Linked DNA regions of Homo sapiens: region 1 is linked to region 2. A link is a loop called in an ENCODE intact Hi-C map of the cell type or tissue named here. Cell type or tissue: heart right ventricle. All regions are shown on one strand. Links, peaks and the distances in the headings refer to the core of each region. The heading gives the core; the rest is flanking DNA. Region 1 overlaps DGKB (diacylglycerol kinase beta). Region 2 holds the start of DGKB (diacylglycerol kinase beta).

What was found. A loop is a pair of places that touch in the nucleus more often than their neighbours do. Peaks named below come from ENCODE experiments on the same cell type or tissue, not always from the same donor. Only the 100,000 strongest peaks of a DNase experiment are listed, where the experiment ranks them.
Region 1: it touches region 2 in a loop (3-fold over the local background); 4 of 110 quality-filtered maps call a loop at or near these places.

Annotation. Positions count from the first base shown.
Region 1 is chr7:14,719,212-14,730,045 of GRCh38, reverse strand. All of the region lies in intron 5 of DGKB (diacylglycerol kinase beta), which reads left to right. Among named protein-coding and RNA genes, the nearest start is that of DGKB, 180 kb to the left of the region's middle. In heart right ventricle, for the core only: no CTCF peak of the experiment used is centred there; no DNase peak of the experiment used is centred there.
Region 2 is chr7:14,898,596-14,909,429 of GRCh38, reverse strand. It overlaps DGKB (diacylglycerol kinase beta), which reads left to right and starts at 6,679. Exons shown (of 26, transcript NM_001350709.2): 1 at 6,679-6,838. In heart right ventricle, for the core only: no CTCF peak of the experiment used is centred there; a DNase peak (open chromatin) is centred at 6,699; H3K4me3 peaks cover 1,866 bases; H3K27ac peaks cover 312 bases.

The sequences.
Region 1 (10,834 bases), core at 962-8,961, 180 kb after region 2:
GGTACTTGTTGCAGGTCAGCGTAACAGTTTTTGTTGTTGTTTCTTCCTAATTGTTTTATAAGAAAGAAAGAGAAGATTTTCCTAGCCCCCTTTAAATAATAATAGGCACTCAATTGATAGGTGTGCCATTTAGTAATTTATTTTATTCATTCATTAATTCATGCATCCTATCTATTTATTTAAACTCATTATATGCTAGAACTTCCACAGGAAAGCTGAGGATCCTTTAAAGTCAAGCAAAAAGATGAACAATTATGTGTTCAGTTATATTATAATAAAATAAATATTGTAAACCACTTTTGAACTGACTATGTGGAGAAAAGAGTGAGGTGCCTACAGGAGCCCAAATAAAACTAGAGGAAAAGAGGAGGTGAACCGTTGCAGGAGTCATCCAGTGTAAATTGGAGTTATCCAGGTAAAGTTGGAGAGGGGAGTAAGTAAGGGTGGGAAAGGATGTGAAAGGAGTTCCAAGGAGAGAAATCAACATACACATTTCTATTCAAAAATTTTTTAATGTCCCATCAAAGGGCAATGTATGAACTGTAAGACATTCAGTATTCATAGATTCAAAATTCATCACTTATAAATTGATATTTACTGTTCAAGTTGTTAGGGATACATCAGTGAGCAAAATGATGGCTCGTGCCTGTAATCCCAGCACTTTGGGAGGCCAAGGTGGGCGAATCACAAGGTCAGGAGATCGAGACCATCCTGGCTAACACGGTGAAACCTGGTCTCTACTAAAAATACAAAAAATTAGCCGGATGTGGTGGCAGGCGCCTGTAGTCCCAGCTACTCGGGAGGCTGAGGCGGGAGAATGGCGTGAACCCAGGAGGCGGAGCTTGCAGTGAGCCGAGATGGCGCCACTGCACTCCAGCCTGGGCAACAGAGTGAGACTCCATCAAAAAAAAAAAAAAAAAAAGAAAGAAAATGAAACCCGTTTCCATTCTAGTGGGGAGAGGCAGACATACAGAAAAGTAAATACGTGTACCATATCAGATGGTAGTAAGTAGTATTGGCAAAAATGTATACAAAAAGAGGCTGGAGCCTTGGCACAGTGGTTCATGCTTGTAATCCTAGCACTTTGGGAGGCTGAGGTGGGGGGATCACAAGGTCAGGAGTTTGAGACCAGCCTGGCCAACATAGTGAAACCCGTCTTTACTAAAAATACAAAAATCAGCTGGGCGTGGTGGTGCACACCTGTAATCCTAGTTACTCGGGAGGCTGAGGCAGGAGAATTGCTTGAGCCTGGGAGGCAGAGTTGCAGTGAGCTGAGATGGCGCCACTGCACTCCAGCCTGCACGACAGAGCGAGACTCCATCTCAGAGAAAAAAAAAAAAAAAGGAGGCTGGAAAGTGCAGCTTGAGGCTGAAGATGACTGGGAATGTGGGATCCTCATGATTCACTTAAACTAAGATAGGAGTTCAAAAAGGTCATTTCTGTTCATCCCAGAGCAGATGATGCTCATGACCTTGTAAGTATCGGGCATGGCCTGGAGTGGAATGAGGAAAGAGGGCCTGGCAAGGTCAAAGCCCCAAGGACCTTAGGAGACTGGAGGAAGATAGACTTGTTAGGAGCACTGAGAGGTCTGGATCTGGCCTGGACTCCAGTTGTGCTTCTGCAGAAGAGGCGAGAGAGGTAGCCAAGGCCAGGTGGGGAAGAGTTTTGCCTGTCATGCTAAGTTGTGAATTTTATCCAGAAGAAATCGGAAAGCCATTATGAGATTTTAAGCCAGAAAATAATTACACTGCTAGTGAGGTGGCAGCTATCATGAAGGAGAATGAGGCTGACGGTATAAAAGGGTCCAGAAGATATTTCAGATTGAGAGTAGTAACAGCTATCTCTGAAAAAAATTAGATGCCTTATCATTGGTCCCCAACTCTCCCATTGCTTGTTTGATGAGGCAATGGTTAATTTGCACTGTGATGCTACACATATCAATAAGCTATAATATCAATAGGAGGATTATGTCATTTTATGTTTTCTGTGCATTTGAGTCACGCCCCAAGTACTTATTTTAGATAGAAAAGGAAAATGTCTGTCAGGAAGTTAATCAATTAAGAACAGAAAATTGTACAATGAGAATGAGATACTTGAACCTTGGGAGAAATGTTCTTTCACCAAATAGACTTACTGAATGTTCTTGCTGAAAGGTATACTTCATTAATTGTGCTGAGAAGATATTTCTCTTATTAGGACTGTCTTGAGGATATTAAATATATATGTGTGTATGTGTATTTTTTATTACTGTGCTGTACCTTAACAGGTCTTTTATAACTGATCAGTTATTTCAGTTTCCACAATGCAAACAAGGAAAGTCAGGGTCCCCAAAACACAAACTGAACAGACTACATAGCTTGTGTGACTATGAGATAGGGGAATTCCTGACACATAGTAGATATTTAAAATATATTGGTGTATTTCTTAATGTCGATATACTTATTACTGTTGAGGTAATAAACTTACTGACACAGAAATGCTCCAGGAATACAGATGAAATAAATTCTGTCTACTGGCCAATTCATATTTATTTATATCAACCTTTACATTTGATGTACCTCTGTAGTATTGAATTCATACTTCTAATTATTGTCATTAGAAGTAATGATCCACAGATTATTTTACTTCAAAAAATATTTTATCCTGCCAACCTCTTCCTTGCAATAATTTTGTGGTCCTGTTTTTAACATAATTACTGCCAGTAAGGGATGATTTCTCTTCAAGTCTCTCCTTTAATCATTAAATGGTTTTTAATATGTTAGACTTGAATAATCAGGTTTCTTTTTTCTTCCATCTGAATATTCCAAGTAAAATTTGGTCCTCAAATTTTCCACCTTTACTTTATTATTAGATTTATTCACCCAACACACAGGAGTTTCTGTATTTTCATTTTCATCTTAATGGTTGCATACTAAATAATAGTGTTGTCTTAACATTTTTGTACTTTCATGTTCAAAAATATTTATTTACAGTTTGTAATATTCTAGCAAAAGGAAATAAGAGATTTAATACCCTGCAGAGGCCCAAATCCATCATAACATTATTTCACTCATAAAAACACCTAGTCATAGCTAGAAAATATGCAATGGTGTTGGACACTTGCTTTGATCCCCTGGAATGAAAGCTCTGTGGAAATGGGATTTTCCTGCTTTGTTCCATGCTTTATCCTCAGTACCTGGGGTCTGGTTTTACATGACTAATCTTAAGGGTCCTGAATATTTATTGTGTTTATGATTATAAAGGGCTAGTTGTATATCTATCAAAAACACAGATGAGCAATAAGAAAAATCATACGTAAAGATTTGGCAAATATATGTGCATGTTTACACATGCAAGCACACATATAAATACATGTTCACAAACATATTATGATGGATGGCCCAAGACATGGGCCAAATGGAAGATGAAAATTTAGAGTTCTTAGCTCTGGCTATGGTTTCTAATTTTCTTTCAAATGTTTATGATTTAATCAATGTATCCACCCTTAAGAGTCTTGAAAACCAGACTCTTAAAACAAAGGTCTTTTATTGAGAGGCAGAAGACAGTTTCCTCTGATTTATTTTTCTCTGTCCAGCCTCACAGAATCATGCTTAGAGTATAAAACTCCGATTCTGGCCGGGCACGGTGGCTCACGTCTGTAATCCCAGCACTTTGGGAGGCCATGGATCACCTGAGGTCAGGAGTTAGAAACCAGCCTGGCCAACATAAAAAAACCCCGTCTCTACTAAAAATACAAAAATTAGCTGGGTGTGGTGGCAGGTGCCTATAATCCCAGCTACCTGGGAGGCTGAGGCAGGAGAATCGCTTGAACCTGGGAGGCAGAGGTTGCCATGAGCCCAGATTGCGCCACTGCACTCCAGTCTGGGCGACAGAGTGAGACTCCATCTCAAAAATAAATAAATAAATAAATAAAAATAAATAAATAATAAAACTCCAATTCAGACTGCATTTTGAGTCGTACCTGTGCAACTTGTTCTCTCCTCTGTTTTCTTAGATGTAAAATGGGGATAATATGTGTATGTATTTTATTAACTATTGTGAGACTGAAGAAAAACAGGATACATGTACTTCATTTGAAATAGTATTGTGTACATTATAAATGCTTAATAAATGCCAGTCATTACCATTATTCATTAAATAAATTATGTTTCAATGTTTTGGTGTGCATACATAGCATAAAGTTCAATTTCAACATATTGGTTGCGCGTGGTTGCTCACCCCTGTAATCCCAGCACTTTGGGAGGCTGAGGTACAGAGATCACTTGAGGTCGGGAGTTTGAGACCAGCCTGGCCAACATGGTGAAACTCCGTCTCTACCAAAAAATACAAAAATTAGCTGGATGTGGTGGCTGACACCTGTAATTCCAGCTTCTTGGAGGCTGAGGTGGGAGAATCTCTTGAACCCTGGAGGTGGAGGTTGTAGTGAACATGCCACTGCACTCCAGCCTGGGCATCAGAGAGTGAGACCCTATCTCAAAAAAAAAAAAATCAACATATCCTTTTTGTTTTAAAGATATTATACATTCTGAACAATATCTGTACAGTGAAATTTAAGGAGATTATTGGAATTTCTTTTCATGTGATAAATACAGAAAATTTGGCATCATGGGCTCTTTTAATATGTGGTGGTTTAATTATTTTTGTCCCATACTTATATATATTCAAATTACTGAGAATAATTTAAATAACTTTCAATTATCCATCTGCATACAGTATAGAGCCTGCACAACCTGATATGGTAGCCACTAGCTATCCACTGCTATTTAAATTTAAATTCATTAATAATTTTGGTCAAATAGACATAGGTAGTTAATTTTATTGTATTGAAGAGTGCAGAAAGTTTTTTTGTTTTTTGTTTTCTGTTTTTTGTTTTCAAGAGACAGAATCTTGCTCTGTTTGTTGCCCAGACTGCAGTGGTGTGATCATAGCTTACTGTAACTTTGAATTGCTGGGCTCAAGTGATCCTCTTGCTCAGCCCCCTAGGTAGCTGGGACTACAAATGCATGCCACCCCAAATGGGTAATTAAAAATTTTTTTTTATAGAGATGAAGTTTCCCTATTTTGCCCAGGTTGGGCTCAAACTCCTGGACTCAAATGATCTTTTTGCCTTGGCCTCCCAAAACACTAGGATTACAGGTGTGAACCACTGAACTCAGCCTTCAGAAAATTTTATTGGATAACACTGGTGTAGACAGATCTCATTTTTACTGCTTTTAAAAAGAGTCCAAAGTTTGGAATGAGATGATTTGTCTTCACCTTTTTGCTCCGTTGACTGACTGGTATATGATCACGAACAGTTTACTTACTGACTTTCCACTTTCTCATCTTTAAAACAGAATTGTAGGGTCAAATAAGACCACTGTACAAAAGTATTGTTTGCACACAACCAGAGCTGTTATTAATGTTGTTCCTTCACAGAGGTTACTCTGCTCTTAAAACGTTATCCCCAAAGACCTATACTTTAAGTCCTTCTCCCTGTAATTGCTTGTTTGGGGTTTTTGCCAATGTCCAAACAGATGAAAACCAGAGTATGTTCTCAGAGAGGTTTGTCTGATCCCAGTTTCATATCAGGGACTGTATCTCACAGTCTGTCTTCTCTTTATAAGGAATCACCATCTCTATTACATTTCTTATTCACTGAAAATGCCATCTACCTAATTTTGCTGCCGGTTTGGGTAAACATAAAGAATGAAAGATAATTATAATATACTACAACAAGCATAGTTGAAAGATTAAGTGTAAAAATCATGAAATATATGACAATACTAATATCAACTATTTTTATTCTGATTATCTATGCTACTCATTATGACCAATAGTATGGATGTTGGAAATATAATTATACTATGTGATAAATAAATCTGATACGTTTCTGTAAATTGAACCAATATTTTAAAAGAAAAAGCTAAATTGCCAGTGTTGTATTGCCTTATAAATTTAGAAATGTGATCCATGTTATTGTTTTTGACTATTTCATTAAGAAATAGAGAAAATGTCACTGTTTACATTATATGAAATGCAAGTGTTTGAAAATGAAACAAACTGGACCAGAGGCACTAATTTAACAGCTACCCAAAACTTATCTGCTAATAATTGAACCTGAAGCTGGAATTAAAATTATCTATTAAATACAACTTTTGAGGTTATTGTTTCAAGAAATGAAGTGTCTAGATTGGAGTATAATGAAAATCATGTGCTTAGAAATGTGATAATCATAGGCAACATTCGATATGACTAATGCTAACTACTTTTTATAACTAAAGCTTTGAAGAAAAGAATGTGTATGTGTGTATGTATGTATGTGTATATATAATGAACTTATTTTAACAGAAATAAATGCTAAGTACAAGATAATTATTCCTAAAAGACTAATACGCTCTAATTACAATGCTTACTTTTCACTTTATTTTGTACTATTGTAGTATATACATACACATATATATGTGTGTGTATGTGTATATACACACACACACACATATATATACACACACACACATTTGCTTCACTTTTGTGATGAAATATTTAAAGTAGTATAGCCTAGGGCAAGTAGAAGAATCTGCAGATTATACTACTTTAAGTGTCAATTGCAATATTTACTCTGAAGCAATATTTAGCTCTGATCACTTGAGGCCAAAAAACAAACAAACCCTTTTGTTTTGCCCAGCTTTATGTTTCATTTTAGTTGTAAAGAGAGAATTTCACTGATGACTGGGTGTGTAAAATTGGCCTTTGTTAATTAAAAATAGAATTTTGAGCTTCCTCACCAGAGGCTATTGCTGCTAGAAAGGATCTCACTTACTATTTCATGTTATCATTTTACCATCTCAGCTGTAGTCAAGAAGTCAGGCTTGCAACTTTTTGGTTGCCGTACATGTTGTCTCCTAAGCTTCTGAATAACCATTAGATTAGTGCAAACTTCTTAAAAGGAAAAAGGACTTTTTTCAGGGTAGTGAACTGCAATCGAGGAAGATAAGTAGTGAGCTTCAGCCAGATTTAGGGAAAGGGCAAAAGAAAAAAAAATGAATAAATAAATAAATAAATAAATAAAGGGTAGAGTAGGGTGTAAAAATAACTCCTGTGGAGATAGATTGAGGACCAGGGTCTGCTTTCAGAAAACTAAATGAAAATATAATATAAAGAAACATTTAAAAAAAGTGGGCTGATCTTGGGGAGGTGGTAGGAGCAGGAATAAATCTGTGAGTTTTTTTATTTTTATTTATTTATTTATTTATTTTTGAGACAGTTTCACTCTGCCGCCCAGGCTGGAGTGCAGTGGCATGATCTTGGCTCACTGCAACCTCCACCTCCTGGGTTCCAGCGATTCTCCTGCCTCAACCTCCCAAGTATCTGGGACTACAAGCATGTACCACCGCGCCCAGCTAATTTTTGTATTTTTAGTAGAGACGAGGTTTCACCATGTTGGCCAGGATGTTCTCGATCTCTTCACCTTGTGATCCTCCCACCTCGGCTTCCCAAAGTGCTGGGATTGCAGGCATGAGTTCCGGTGCCTGGCCAAGCTTTTTTATTAATTAAACACCTCAAAATTTAATCAAGTTGATGAATGCATAAACTGTAGTACATCCAGACAATGCAATGTTATTCAGTGATAAAAAGAAATGAGCTATCAGGCCATAAGAAGACATGGAGGAAATGTAAATGCATATTAATAACAGAAAAAAGCCAGTCTAAATAGCCAGTCTGTATGATTTCAGCTCTATGACACTATGGGAAAGGCAAAATCCGGGAGAAAATGAAAGGTTCAGAGATTGTTGGGAGGGCAGAGATAAATAAACAGAGTAGAAATATTTTAGGGCAGTGAAACTTCTCTGAAAGACACTATAATGGTAGACACTTCATTATACACCTGTCCAAACTCATAGAATATACAACAAAAAGAGAACCCTAATGTATATTATAGAGATTGGATAGTAATGAGGTGTCAATGTAGTTTAACCAGTTGTAACTAACGTACTACTTTGGTGGAGAATGTTGGTAGTGGGGAGGAATATGCATGTGTAGTGGGTAATAACTTTATAAACAGAAGTAGAATTAATGTGAAACACAGAGAGATATTTGAAGTAAGCAAGACTTGAGTGAAGAAAATGAAGGAAAGATATAAAGCAGTGTTCAATCTCTGTACAGTCTCAATTTTGTTGTGAGCCTCAAACTTTTTAAAAAAGAATAGTTTTAAAGAATTAAGTCCTGTTCTACAATTTTCTTTTTATCAAGTAATAATAATAAAAGGTCTTTGACATTTTATCTTCTTCTTCAGTGCACTCTATAAATCATTCCAAAAATATATATTTTACCTCTCAAATTTGGCTGCTATTGGACTTAAGGAAGAGTTGATTAGTTCTTCAATGTATAGATTGAATATATGCCCATATTTCTTTTATATAAGCTTTAAGCTATTTAAATGTAAAACTGTGACACAATTAAATATGTGATACAGCTTTAATATTCAGTTAATAATATTTCATGGAAATAAATACATGATACAGCTTTAAATATTCATTTAACCGTATTCCATGTGATAAATACATGATACAGCTTTAAGTGTTCAGTTAACAATATTTCATGAAAAGAAAATGGAAAATATTACTCATTTTTCCAAACAAAAATAATTTTAGTACAGTAGCATATTCCTTCAAAAACGTGATGCTAAATACAAATTATATGTGTACATTCATACTCGATTTATACATTACATACAGAAAAGACAAAATTATGTGATCCTTACGTTCTCAATTGTTTGTGTTCAGTATGGTGAAAGCTGATAATTAAACACCATCTACCTTAGTTGTATAAGTACAAATGGTCATGCCATGTTCTAAATAAGTGAAGATCTATAATATATTTGGCTTTCTTTCAAATAAATGTCAGAGCATATTCTTTTCTTTCTTTTTTGTTTTGTTCTGAATTTTTCTATAAAGGAGTTAAATCAAGCTGATTAAATCATTTCAGTACCACAGGGGGAAACATTGGAAAAGAGGATTAGCTCATCAGCAGGATGAGTTAGGTCATAGCTTATCCGACCATAATTCAAGTGCTGTGTTCTCCAAGTCTGAAAGTTATGGTCATGTCAAGGGTCAGCGCCAAAATGTTTTTTATCATAAGTTGGAACTGCTTATTCCTGCAGCTGGCTAAGCTTTAGTTGGCTAGTTTCAATTATTCCGGTCTTTTTTTTTTTTTTTTTAAAGCTCAGGATTGTCTTCAATTCCCTGCCTTCTTTGGTTCATAAATAACTATTAGTTTGTATTAGACATACACTGATACTTCTATTAAAAAGGAAATTCCGTTTACAATATATGTCTCTGTTGATAACTTTATAAACAGAAGTAGAATTAATGTAAAACATAAAGCCACATTTGAAATAAATAAGACTTCATTTTAAAAAGAAAGGGGCCGGGCATGGTGGCTCACGCCTGTAATCCCAGCACTTTGGGAGGCCGACGTGGATGGATCATGAGGTCAGGAATTCGAGACCAGCCTGACCAACATGGTGAAACACCATCTCTACTAAACATACACACACACACACACACACACACACACACACACACACACACACAAATCAGCCGGGCGTGGTGTCCCGCACCAGTAATCCCAGCTACTCAGGAGGCTGAGGCAGGAGAATCACTTGAACCCAGGAGGCAGAGGTTGCAGTGAGCCAAGATCGCACCATTGCACTCCAGCCCCTGGGTTACAGAGCGAGACTCCATCTCAAAAAAATAAAAAAAATTAAAAATAAAAAAGGATGGAAAGACCCAAAGCCGTGTTTTTTCAGACTGTGATTTTTGATCCATTGGTGGCTAGTAAACTCAATTTAGATGGTGTTTGAGAAAAATTTTCAGAATAGGATAGAATATGAGTAGGTTAATATAGAAAAGAAAATATTTGGGCAATTATGAATCCCACTAATGTGTGTGTGCGTGTGTGTGCGTGCGTGCGTGTGTGTGTGCTGTGTTAAGATGTAAATTATTTTTCTTACACTTTTATGATTGGCCTTGAACAAAAATAGTTTGTAAGCTACCACTGTAGAAACAGGAAGATGGATTTGTCTTGCTGGTTATGAAACTCTGGGAAGTTAAAATCTGTAAGACGGTCCCTAATCTGTAAAGTGGGGAAAATGCACTCTACCTCACAGCGTTCACGTAAGAATAATGTGAGATAATATGTGTTAAAGCTACTACCATGATTTCAGCCACATATTAGGCACTCAGTAAATAGTTCCCTTTATTAGTGACAACATCACCAATGATAAAACTAACTTGGGACATATCACAACACATTGAATTATATGCCTGGGAATCTTGAGATGGCTTGACGAGGTGATAGGTATTCATGGAAAGTTACAAATTGAAAAACTAAAGTAGAGTGAGACATACGCAGTCAGGTAGATCTGTGCTAAGAACAGGGTTCTAGAACTGTGTTTGGTTCAAATTATTCCTTACAGTAGCTCCTGGTTGATTAGGAATCTAGTAGCCACTCAACCCATTAGTTATTTCTCCCAAATACCTCTAAAAATGCCATATATCCCTCAAGGGATAATTGCGGTTTATCTTCAGGCCTTGTCAGATACACACAATCTGACTTCAGTGGCTTCTGGGTAAGACAGAACTAACAAGTTACTGTGAACATATTTCGGTTAGATTATCACCAGACAGGTAATAAGCAACCTATATCCTTGTGATAGAACAGACACAGATAATGGGTTTCAGAAATAAAGTCAGAACCATTTAAAAACCAAACCACTCATATGTTTTTACCTCTCTAATATCCATCATGTTTATCCAGAGTTTTGCTTATGTTCTCTTTATTCTTACTCCTGGGC
Region 2 (10,834 bases), core at 1,909-9,908:
GTGCGTGCATAATATTGATATTCATAAGGATAAAGAGGCTATTAAAAGCATATAAGAATGATTAGTACAAGGCAACATTGCACAAAACAACCCCTCTTTCAGCATCTTTCTTTATGCTGAGTTTTTTTGAGAATCTGACATTTTAAAATATGGTTATAATATAAAGATAAGACATTATTCACCGTAGGATGAAACGAATTGGCTTTAACAGACATAGCTGTGTGAGCTGCACAGTACATACATGATGAAGTTTTTCTTCTTCAATTCTTCAAGTTGGATGCAGGAAATGTACAATAGAAAGCCATCGCTAAAAGCATAAGAGTTAAATTTTAAGGACATTTAATTGAGGCTTAGAATGAGCCTTTCTATTTTACCCACACATTTTATTATTTTAATATCCATATTTATCTTCCAGCCAGTCATAGACTGAGAAAGTTAATTGAAGAAATGCATCCTTACTTTTTCAAACTAACTTCAAGGACAAATACCACACAGATGGCTGATTTACAACAGTGAAGATAATGATAATGAGTTTTGTTATTACATTTCCACAATTATATAGCATCTGTTTTTTCAACAAAGTGCTTTGTTAAAGTCACCCCAAAACCAGTCTATATGTATATGCATTTTGATGCATACTGCATGAGGCTATCATTACTGTTACAAATTTTTCCACTCTTCCTTTCAAGTTACCTGTCTTTATAGAAGTTACAGAAAGGTAAGATTTCATTTAATAAAAAATAGCTCTAAGGTTAAGTCACATATAAGATATGATAGAAAGCTATTCAGGCCCTCCCCAACTCAGCCAAAAAAAATAAAATGCTTTATCTTAAGGCATTCTTCTCTAAATTGTAAACAATATAAACAGATTTAATCATTTAGATGGCTTAAAGCTAGTGTATTTATTTGCAGTTGATAGCATGGTGTTTTAAAGATTTAGCTATTAGATGGAGGTTTTCTGTTCTCTTTCAAAACTGACATTTAAAATGATTATTTGATACAAGTCCATATCAATACAACTGAAAATCTTTTCAGTGCCTTCTGTGTGCAGGGCTCTGTGTAAATATGAATATAATTTGGCCTCTAAGTCTAATGTAGAGACACCTAAATGGCCTCCAGCGTGTTAGAAAGAGTGATGGGATATTGCTCAAGGGTTAGAGTGGGTATAGAAGAACTAGTTAAATTGGCCTATGTAGTTTCTCAAAAAAATAAAATAAAATCACAATATGTATGCCTTCTCTTTTTTTAAACAATTGGTCTAAATAATAAAGTGAGGTCATGCAGTATAAAACGTGGACATTTTCAGGAACACTGTGTGGATGACCATTGCTAAATCAATTATAGTTTACTCCACATCCATCACTGAGACAGCCAAATAAATGGCTGGGCTATATTACAGTCTGCTAATTTTCCACATAAAACTTCAGTTGGACAACTACAATTTCTCTGTCACAGAATTTCTATGCTGTGCTTTAAATCGTGTTTTGCTGCATTTTCTGTGGTTCCTTAATTATGTGTCCAGCTTAGGACTTCACACATTGTGGGTGGCTCAGAAAGTTTGACTGAATATCTTCTCCCCTAATTAATATTACTTATCATTGCTCAGACCACTTTATAATACCAGGTACCTTCATCGAAGCAGAGGAAGAATTGCCTTTCTGATTTAAAATTGCCTACTAGGTCAACAATAAGCTTGCTGCCCCTAAGAATCATTCAGATTCTGCCATCACCATTCAGTTACATATTCATGTATAAAGAAATAAGAATAATTTGAAAGTCATATACTTAAATATTAACCTCAGAAATTATGGTTTCAATGAAGACAGGGCACACAGTTATGGAAACCATTACCCCTGTGCACATGTGTGTGTGTTCATGCACGTATACATGTAAGCGCACATGCAGAATGCTGCCAGGCACTGTGCTATGTGCTTCACACATGACACATTATTTGATTCTCTCAACCACTCTGTGGGGTAGGTGCTATGGCATCCTCATTTCATAGGTGAGAAAACTAAGGTGTAGAAAAAAATTATTTTCCCAAAATCATGGAGCCAGTAATTAACCTAGCTGGGAATTGAAGCACGTCTGTTTTGTGACAAAGCCAGGAAGTCCAGTGGAAAGGCCTGTAAATGGCCTGCCCAGAAATTAGTGATGGTGATCTATTTTGTTAGTTTCCTCTCCTGTAAAAGAGGAGAATTGGACCCAAAGAGATCTGAAGGCCTATCAAATCCCATATTTTATGATCATTATTCTTTTCAAGGGGAGTGCAATAATATCATGTCTTTTCTGAATCTCTCCTAGCCTTCCAGCTTATGTCCCACTGATTCATTGATTTAAAACCAGTGGAAAAGCTCCCGTATGGCACTTTGTTAAATTTAGGAAGTAGCTATCCTCTCATGATTAAAGCCAAAGTTGGTAAGGATTTAAATTATTGAGCAATTTATTTTTTTTGAAAGATAAAATACTTATATAAAAAATTTAAAGTGAGAATACCTTTATTTATGGGATTGTATATTCTTTAAAAGATAAAGCTATATCCTATTGAACTGTTTCTTTTCCCAATGCTTTGCAGATAATAGATGTTTAATAAATGTTTGTTGAAAAACATTAACATGACAAAGTAATTTTTAAGCACCAGTTTACATACAGTGCTGTGATTAAAGATGGATTTCTGGAGGCCGGGCACTGTGGCTCACGCCTGTAATCCCAGCACTTTGGGAGGCCAACGTGGGTGGATCACGAGGTCAGGAGTTCGAGACCAGCCTGACCAACATGGTGAAACCCTGTCTCCACTAAAATACAAAAATTAGCTGGGCATGGTGGCATGCGCCTGTAATCCCAGTTATTTGGGAGGCTGAGGCAGGAGAATCGCTAGAACCCGGGAGGCAGAGGTTGCAGTGAGCCGAGATCACATCATTGCACTCCAGCCTGGGCAATAGAGCGAGACTCCATCTCAAAAAAAAAAAAAAAAAAAAAAAAGACAGAAAAAAGAAAAAAGATAGATTTCTATCTAATGTCAATAACTTCTGATACTTCACAGTTTAAGTGCTGTCTCTCATCATTTATTTTGTTTGTTTAAGAATTAATTTATTAAGAGTGATGAAAGGTAAATGAAAGTTGTCTTGCTTGTAATCCTTGATATAAGGCCAACATTTTAGGAACAAGCACACATAAATGTGTAGCAATCTGTTTTTGTTTTTGTTTTTTTTTTAAGGCTCTAGTCCAGTAATCACAAGACTAGGTAGGGATTTAGAAGTCAAAAGGGGAGTAGAGAGAGAGCTGTGAATTTCTTAGGGATTAAATAGGACCCTGAAAGCCCCCTCAGGAAATTAGATTCTAGATAACTTTATTGATTGAGTTTGTATAGTAGAAAATTCATTTTGGAGGAATCTTAAGGACAGGCATTATTGTGCAGTTCTGTGGAGCCTGTGAGTGATAGATATGAAAGGACACTTAGAGACCCTGAGAAGTGAGTCACATCCTTAAAGTGCCAGTTATTTAGCAGCAGAAAAAAGACGAAAAGAATTCAAACACCCTTATTTCCAGCTCACTTATCTTCCCAATGCCCTGCACTCACAGATTAATTCATTCACTCACGTATTCAAACGTTATTTTACTGTGCACATACCACTTTCTAAGCACTTTGGTAGATGCTAGAGACGCATGAATGAACTAAGCAAACATGGCTTGCTTTTGCTGTTGTACAGTTTGCAAACTTTTGGGTTCTCTTCAGTAAATGACTATCATTAAATTACAAAATTTAGTTTGGGAATACTTGTTTTGATGATGAAGGAGATGTAGATGAAAATTAATATGATTCGTTTCTATATATTTTCACAAATTGATGATTATGTTGAGGAATGAGTATAGAGCAAGTTCATTTTTCTCTTATTTTTTAGATTGATGAATGATAAACAGATTCCCATGAAGTTTCTGAAAATCTAGTGATGGGAGCAGAGAAGCATCTTGGAGAAATGGGCACAGTGTTGTAAGGGAGTGATTTGTAAGTTTTACCACAAAATGGAAAATCTTGAGTTATGAGTCAGGAATAAGATTCAATCACCAATCCTTAACTGAAAATTTTCTTCCTCCATTACCAAACCTTGTAGTTTTAAGAGAGTGGTTTTTTCTTAAAGTGAATCTTAGTAATGCTATAAGCTGTTAAAAAAAAAAAAAAAAAAACTAACAAGATGGATGTTAAATACTCATTACCAATTATTTTAACATCTTGTAGTTCTTCCAGCTCTACCCAGACCAGATGTTTAGACTCCTTCTTATTTATAATGAAGATAGCTAATAAATTATGTCTCTCAATAATGTTTAGAGTGTTAGTGCTCTTCCTAAATATGATTTAATTTCAAAATGGGAGTAAAGGTAAAACAAAAAACAATAACCAAAAAGATCAAAAAGAAAACCCTGCTAAACTACAAATGGCAAGATCCTGCTAGTTATAGTAAGGGATGAATTTGTTGAGCAGGGCAAGTTTAAAATCATACCATTTGTGGATAAAGTTGGCCTTTTGTATCAAAATGTATTTCTATGTGCTAGAGACTTCTTGTGCCTACTTCCTTACACTGCAGTGTACACAAGTATAAAAAAGGTACTCTTCAGACTGTTAATAATATTAATTGTGTGATACAATAATTATTTAATGGACAGACAACAAATGAAGAGAAAAATAGCTATTTGGCATCATGTTTAATTAGAATTTTGACGTTAAAAAATTCTGGATGCTATTCGCATTTAAGGTATTATATGATTTTTAAAACAAAATATTAGCCTCTGATAAAATCTGTTAAAATTGAAGTTAGGCTGGCTTTGGCAAATTGATATTTGTTGGATAATTGATAAATGCTTTGCTCATTAACTGGTCTTTGTTTAGCTAAAGGCAGTATAAACACATCAGGGAAAGATGTATTATTTAATCCTTTTGGGTTATTTTCTTCCTTCTGGGTCTTTTCTTATATTTTCTTTCTTCCGTGTTCCCCCTCTGTTTAATTTAACCCTGATTAACCCTGATTACACAAGCCCTAACAACTGGGAAAAAATATGGCCAATATGAAAAGTACTCAGAGGCAGAAATAATTAAAGGCGTGCATTACAAATAAAATCAAAAGGAATTAAGTTTATTTTTAGCTCAGACAACTGGAGGCTGAAAGTGGATTAAAAGTACTATTCAATTAAGTGATGTGTGTGTGTGTGTGTGTATTTAGGAGGGGTTGTTCATGATTACTCAATCTACAGAACAAGAAAGTGAAGACAGACTATTACTAGAGCAAATGTTACTAGTAATTAAGAAGTATTCTATTCTTTGGGGGATTTGAGAACGTCTTCCATTTCTAAGTTCTGCCGAATGTCATATTTTTTATGAGAATATGTTGGAGATTAATGAGAGCAGCCAATAAGGAGAGCAAATGAAAGTTAATAGAAGACAGAATCAAGTTGGTTTTACCAGAGTCTGTAGCTGACAGAGAGATGTTAATGCATTGAAATCATTGAGAATATTATATAGATAAGTTAAGAGCAACCACGGGACTTCTATGTCAAGATACCCCGTGTATAAGCTGGTAAGCACACTGCTTAATAACTGTCTGGTTTTGTACACAGTCCACAAAAATCTTGATTATTGACTTACTTACATTTTTCTTACCCTAATACACTATTTTACACACGTGCCTCAAAATTGTTATTTTTATCTGTGCCCTGATTGGTTACACATACATAGAGTTTCTCCCAATATTTAACTGCCTTTCTACTTCATCCATCCTCCAGTCACCTGCTCCGAGGTTACCAAGCCGGAATGCAGCAAGAGCGTCTGCAGCTGCTACAATTGGTAGAAGTGGCTTCGGCAGATGGTTGCTGAACAATGACCCACCAAGGACTACAGTTGTAGAAGGGAGAGGGGAGACGGGTATCATATTTCCTCCCTGAGATGTATAGTGAGTGGTAGTAATTGCAGTGAATCCAGCTCACTGTCTCAACAGCCTCTCACCTGCACCGTCTCCTCCCCTGTCTTATAACTGGACCAGCAGTTAAACAGCTGTATAGCCTTGTCTCCCTGTCTCATTTTCCCCTGAGCTCCATCAGCAAGAGTAGCAATAGCAGCTGGAGAAGCGGCAGCCAGAGATAGGCAGGGCTGGTGCTTGCAGCCGCGCAAATCGCCTCCTCCTCAACACACACACACACACACACACACACACACACACACACACACTGCACAGACTTCCAATATCAACGCGTCTTGACATAAATCAAGGACTAAGAGAGACTGAAGAAGAGCGTTAGTCATGGACAACAGGTATTTCATCTCTGACAAATTGTTTCCTTCAGCTGCTTACTGGTTTGGATGATAAAATAATCATTTGTGATAGCTAGCTTGAGTGGGAGTCTGGAGGACTGGGGGTGGACGCGATAGAGGAGCGGGGATGAAGTGGGAGGAGTGAGAGGTGGGGAAGGGGGACGCCAAAGATGACTTTCAGGCTCCGGAAACCTACGTCTTTCAGCCTCCGCTGTTTTTTAGTTGCAAATGATCAGAGACGGGTGAACTGCAGGCAGCCTGTGTTGCTGCCTGGAAGTAGATTTCCATCTTTCAGACACTAGTTCCAATGGGCCGGGTGTTCTGGAAGGGGGTGGCAGTGGGGAGGAGGATGCTGTGAGCAGAGTTCTTGAAGCTCCACTCCTCTGGGGAAGCCGAGCTGTGTGGGAGCCTTCTTACTGTGCCGGGAGCGTGTGAATTGGAAAGGATCCTGAGAACTGGCTAGTCCCAGTTCCTCTCCGGAAAAGCAGTGGCTCTCGCTTCAGAGATGCGCTCAGCTTTCGCCTGCATCACACTGCAGTAAGTTAAACTGGACATGGTTGGCAAATTGAGTGGCTTCTGGGTGTGTGGTGCGGGGGAAGGGAAGCTGGGAAGAAATGGGGAGGAAAGTTAGAGAAGCATAGCTTTGAATTCTCCATGAAATGTTAAATCGGTTCGTCTCCCTGACTCCTGTCCTAGTTATGCTATAGTAGGGGTGCTCTGTGATTTGCAGGCGGATGCCGCTTGTGTATTAGCTATGCAGAAAGTGCCCTGTCCATTGTGATTTTGGGCAACATAACTGATAAATGTTTTCTAAATTTAATTCCAAGAGTGGTCTCCTGAAAGTTACCAATGAGATAGCAGCTTGTCTTTTCAAAATGTAATTCATAAAGAGGCTGGCTTGGACTTTCAAATGCCCTAGTTAATTGTTACAAGTTCCAGTCCAGATTTATTCCTAATCTGTGAACTAAACAAGCAAGCAAGCAAACAAAAGTCTTCGATTTACCTTATTAAATTAAAATAAAACGTGAAGTAGGTCTCTAGATAACTGCTAGGCAACAGCCTAGGCCACACTGATGATATGATAAACATTCAAATACTCTTCAGTGGGTGCCACATGGAGGGTCCCCTCAGTTTCTTCCTGCTGCAATAATCTCCTCCACTTGCTGAACAGTCTCTTTCTTGTGATTTTAAAGTGGCGATTTTTACATAGATGGCTCTATACTTAGAAACCAAGCAGCATTGTGTTCACTGGCAGAAAATGAAGGCTTAAAACTTTTATAAAACAACTTCAACTGGTTGCTCAAATTGCAGATAACCAACTCTTTTAAAAACAGGTCAGCAAGGACCAGTCCATTGTAAAGCAAATGACCAAATAAACATGAATGCAAGCAGAATACTGAAGGTCTTTTCTAGAAAATAAATCAGAAATAATTAATGTTAAAAATGTTGGGGTACCTAACCAGGTCCTCTTGCATTGACCAGATTTTTACAGTGGTGGTGGGGCAGTGGGGGGTGGGGGGGGGTGGAAATCCCTCAAACAGAAAGCATATATTACACAAAAATGTTAGACTTAGTTGGAGGATCATTGGAGAAAACACTGTATTAGTACATTTTTCTCCAAGAAAAATTATTGACAAAACAGAAATTACCTAAAAGAGAATGTAAGATTTTAATCTGGATACGTCCATAGGCTAGCATATATTCCATAGGAGAAGAAGCTTCAAAATTTGTGAAATAACAATTGTGAAAAACAAAGTAATTCTGAAATCCTCTGTCTTTAGAAAATGGGTAACCAAGGACTACTCTTATCCTATAATTTCAGTTTTAAATTGTGCTACTCTTTCTCTAATCCACCAAATCTTCATGCTTTTACCAAAAATAAAACACGTCAAGAATGTCATTGGAATAGTCTTGGCTAATTTTCTACTCATCACGGGGATCTCCAGGTATAAAGGCTTACTTAATATTTTTTGGCATTGTTGGAGTGCCCAATTTGTTATAGGCGATCCATGCCACACACATACATAGTATCCCTGTGCATAAAGTCTACATGTGACCTTGTGAATCACTGAGTAAAATATAATGCAGGGAATATATTTGCTACAATAGTGCATACATGAGGGTGGTTAAAAATTTTTGACAGCAATGAGAAAGAAAACGAAAAGTCTATATGAAGAATAGAAGAATATGGTTGGAGCAAATTTGCAAGCAGTTCCCTAATACTCTAGAGTCAACTATTATTACCTGAAATCTTTATGTAGCTAAAGAGGAAGAAAATTAGGTTAAGAGCACTGATAAAAATTTGACAAAATTTTTTTAAATCTAGAAACTTATGTAGTTGGAGTTGAGCGGTGGCAATGCCTTTGCTTCATACTTTCTTGTCCTACTGGTAAGCAAAGCTCAAGTTATGACTGGGAAGATTATAAAAATCATTTGTGTAATAAAACAATTATTTAAATTGTTTTAACAATTTAAAACCATTGGTAAGTTTTGCTGGGATAGTGTCTGAACTAGTATCCTATGACTGATGCTTTTTCTTGCACACTATTGAAAGAACGGAGAGTTGTAGTCAGACAAGCCAGATGAAGATAGCTGCTGATCGCGAAATCTAATTCTGCCTACTGATAACGACTATGATGTGATCTATAGGCTTGAAATGACATTTCAAGATGATCCTCTCCTGGATGTTTCTTCTGGCTGCCTTCAGGAACAGAGCTGTATTTATATATGCACAATACTGTTGCAGTATTCTCTAAAGAGTAGTACCTCTAGCCGAGGAGCACTTGCCCAGAGCAAACTCCAGGAAAAATAGTGAAGAAGCCTATTCCTGTTGCCTCTCTTCCAGCAATAGCATTCTCTTTCTCTTGTAAAACACCAACGCAAATTCTGATCAAGTGAGTCACATATGTTATGTCCCAATACCATAGTCAATATCTTGGGTATTTACTATGAAGTAGGTTCAACTACTTGATAGCCCTGGATTATTTTCTCATGTGCTTTGTTCGTCACACAACGAATGAGTAGTAGTGGGCAGTTATTTTGAGTGCAGCAGTTGCACATACTGTGTCAAGAGCTTTACATATGCTCTCTCATTTACATATGCCCCTCACAGGAGGGAGACGGCATTTTCTCCCCTTTAGAAAAAACTCAAACTCAGGGGGAATAAACAAATTTCTGAAAGCAACGTATTTAGTGAATGCTGGGTTAGAATTTACCACTCGATGTGACTAACTCTAATTCTTAACTGCTTTGCTACTTAAAAAAAATTAAAATGGTACTCTACTATGGATCAGGGTGGGGTTGAGCATATTATTTTGTGGATGCCGTGGGTGGATAGTGCTTGAGAGATCTTCCTTCTCTGATGATACCCAAAATTGGATCCACCTAAACTGGAATCCACCTGCATTGACCCCAGATCCAAAGTTGGCACACTCACGATTCCAATTTCAGGCTTTGCTTTGGCTACCCAAACTCTGAAAATGAACATGGGGACATTTCCAGGAAGGAAATGGAAGATAATGCAGTTAATATGAGAGGAGAAAAGTTGGAAGATCTAAACACAGAGAGGTATAAAAAGAAAATAAGGGAATCATATAGTGGAAGGCTGGTCCAAAAATATGTCCACACTCTTTGTCCTGAGGGACACTAAATAACAAACTCTTTGGGGTGTGTGTGTAGGGTAGAGATCTTTAGTCACAGATAAAGTGCAGACTCAAAACATCTCTTTAAATAGCTGTAAAGTCTTATTATAAAAATTAGATTATGCTAGTCATCAGATAATCTCCTTTACATACTCTTTTTAAAAGTGGAAAAACAATGATTCAAAGACAAGTGGCGGAGAAAGGCCAGATGCTGACTGAAGAGGTAAAAGAGTAGTTGGACATATCGCTGATTCTTGCACAATCACTTTCTGAAAATTTGCCAGGAAGCAAAAGCCATCTTTAACTGGTGAGGATAAAAACAAAATGGTTCATTTAGGTAAAATGTGAAGTGTTACAGAGACTAACATGATTACTGTCACTTGTCTTATCACAGAAGACAAACACTAACAAAGAATAAAGTGAAAATGTTATGGGCGTAGAGCCAAACAATATTTTAAGATTGGTCTTTCTCAGCATGCTAAATTTAAACAGCCGAAATTCTTTTTTAAGGATATTCTGAGTCAACAATTTGAAATGAAGGATTTGCCTTTTAACAGGGAATTTGTATTGCATTGTAAACTTGAAACACAATGTCCCCAACTCAGTTATTTTTGATTGGCAATATGCCGATCACTATAGATTCAAGGAGCACAAAAGCTGTTACCTTCAAAATCAGAGAATAAATGGACTCGCTCCATAAGCGAACTGGATGCTCCTGAGCTATTGTCAGATGTGTATGTGGTGACAGAGCTTTGCAAATACATTCACATTGTTGGCCCTGATTCATTCTCTTGTCATTTGTGACACTTCAGGTTGGGGTTGGGAATAGAGTTAGTTTTCAGGATTGATTTTTGAATGTGGTGCTAAAATCAGCTCTCTTGCTCATTGGCTC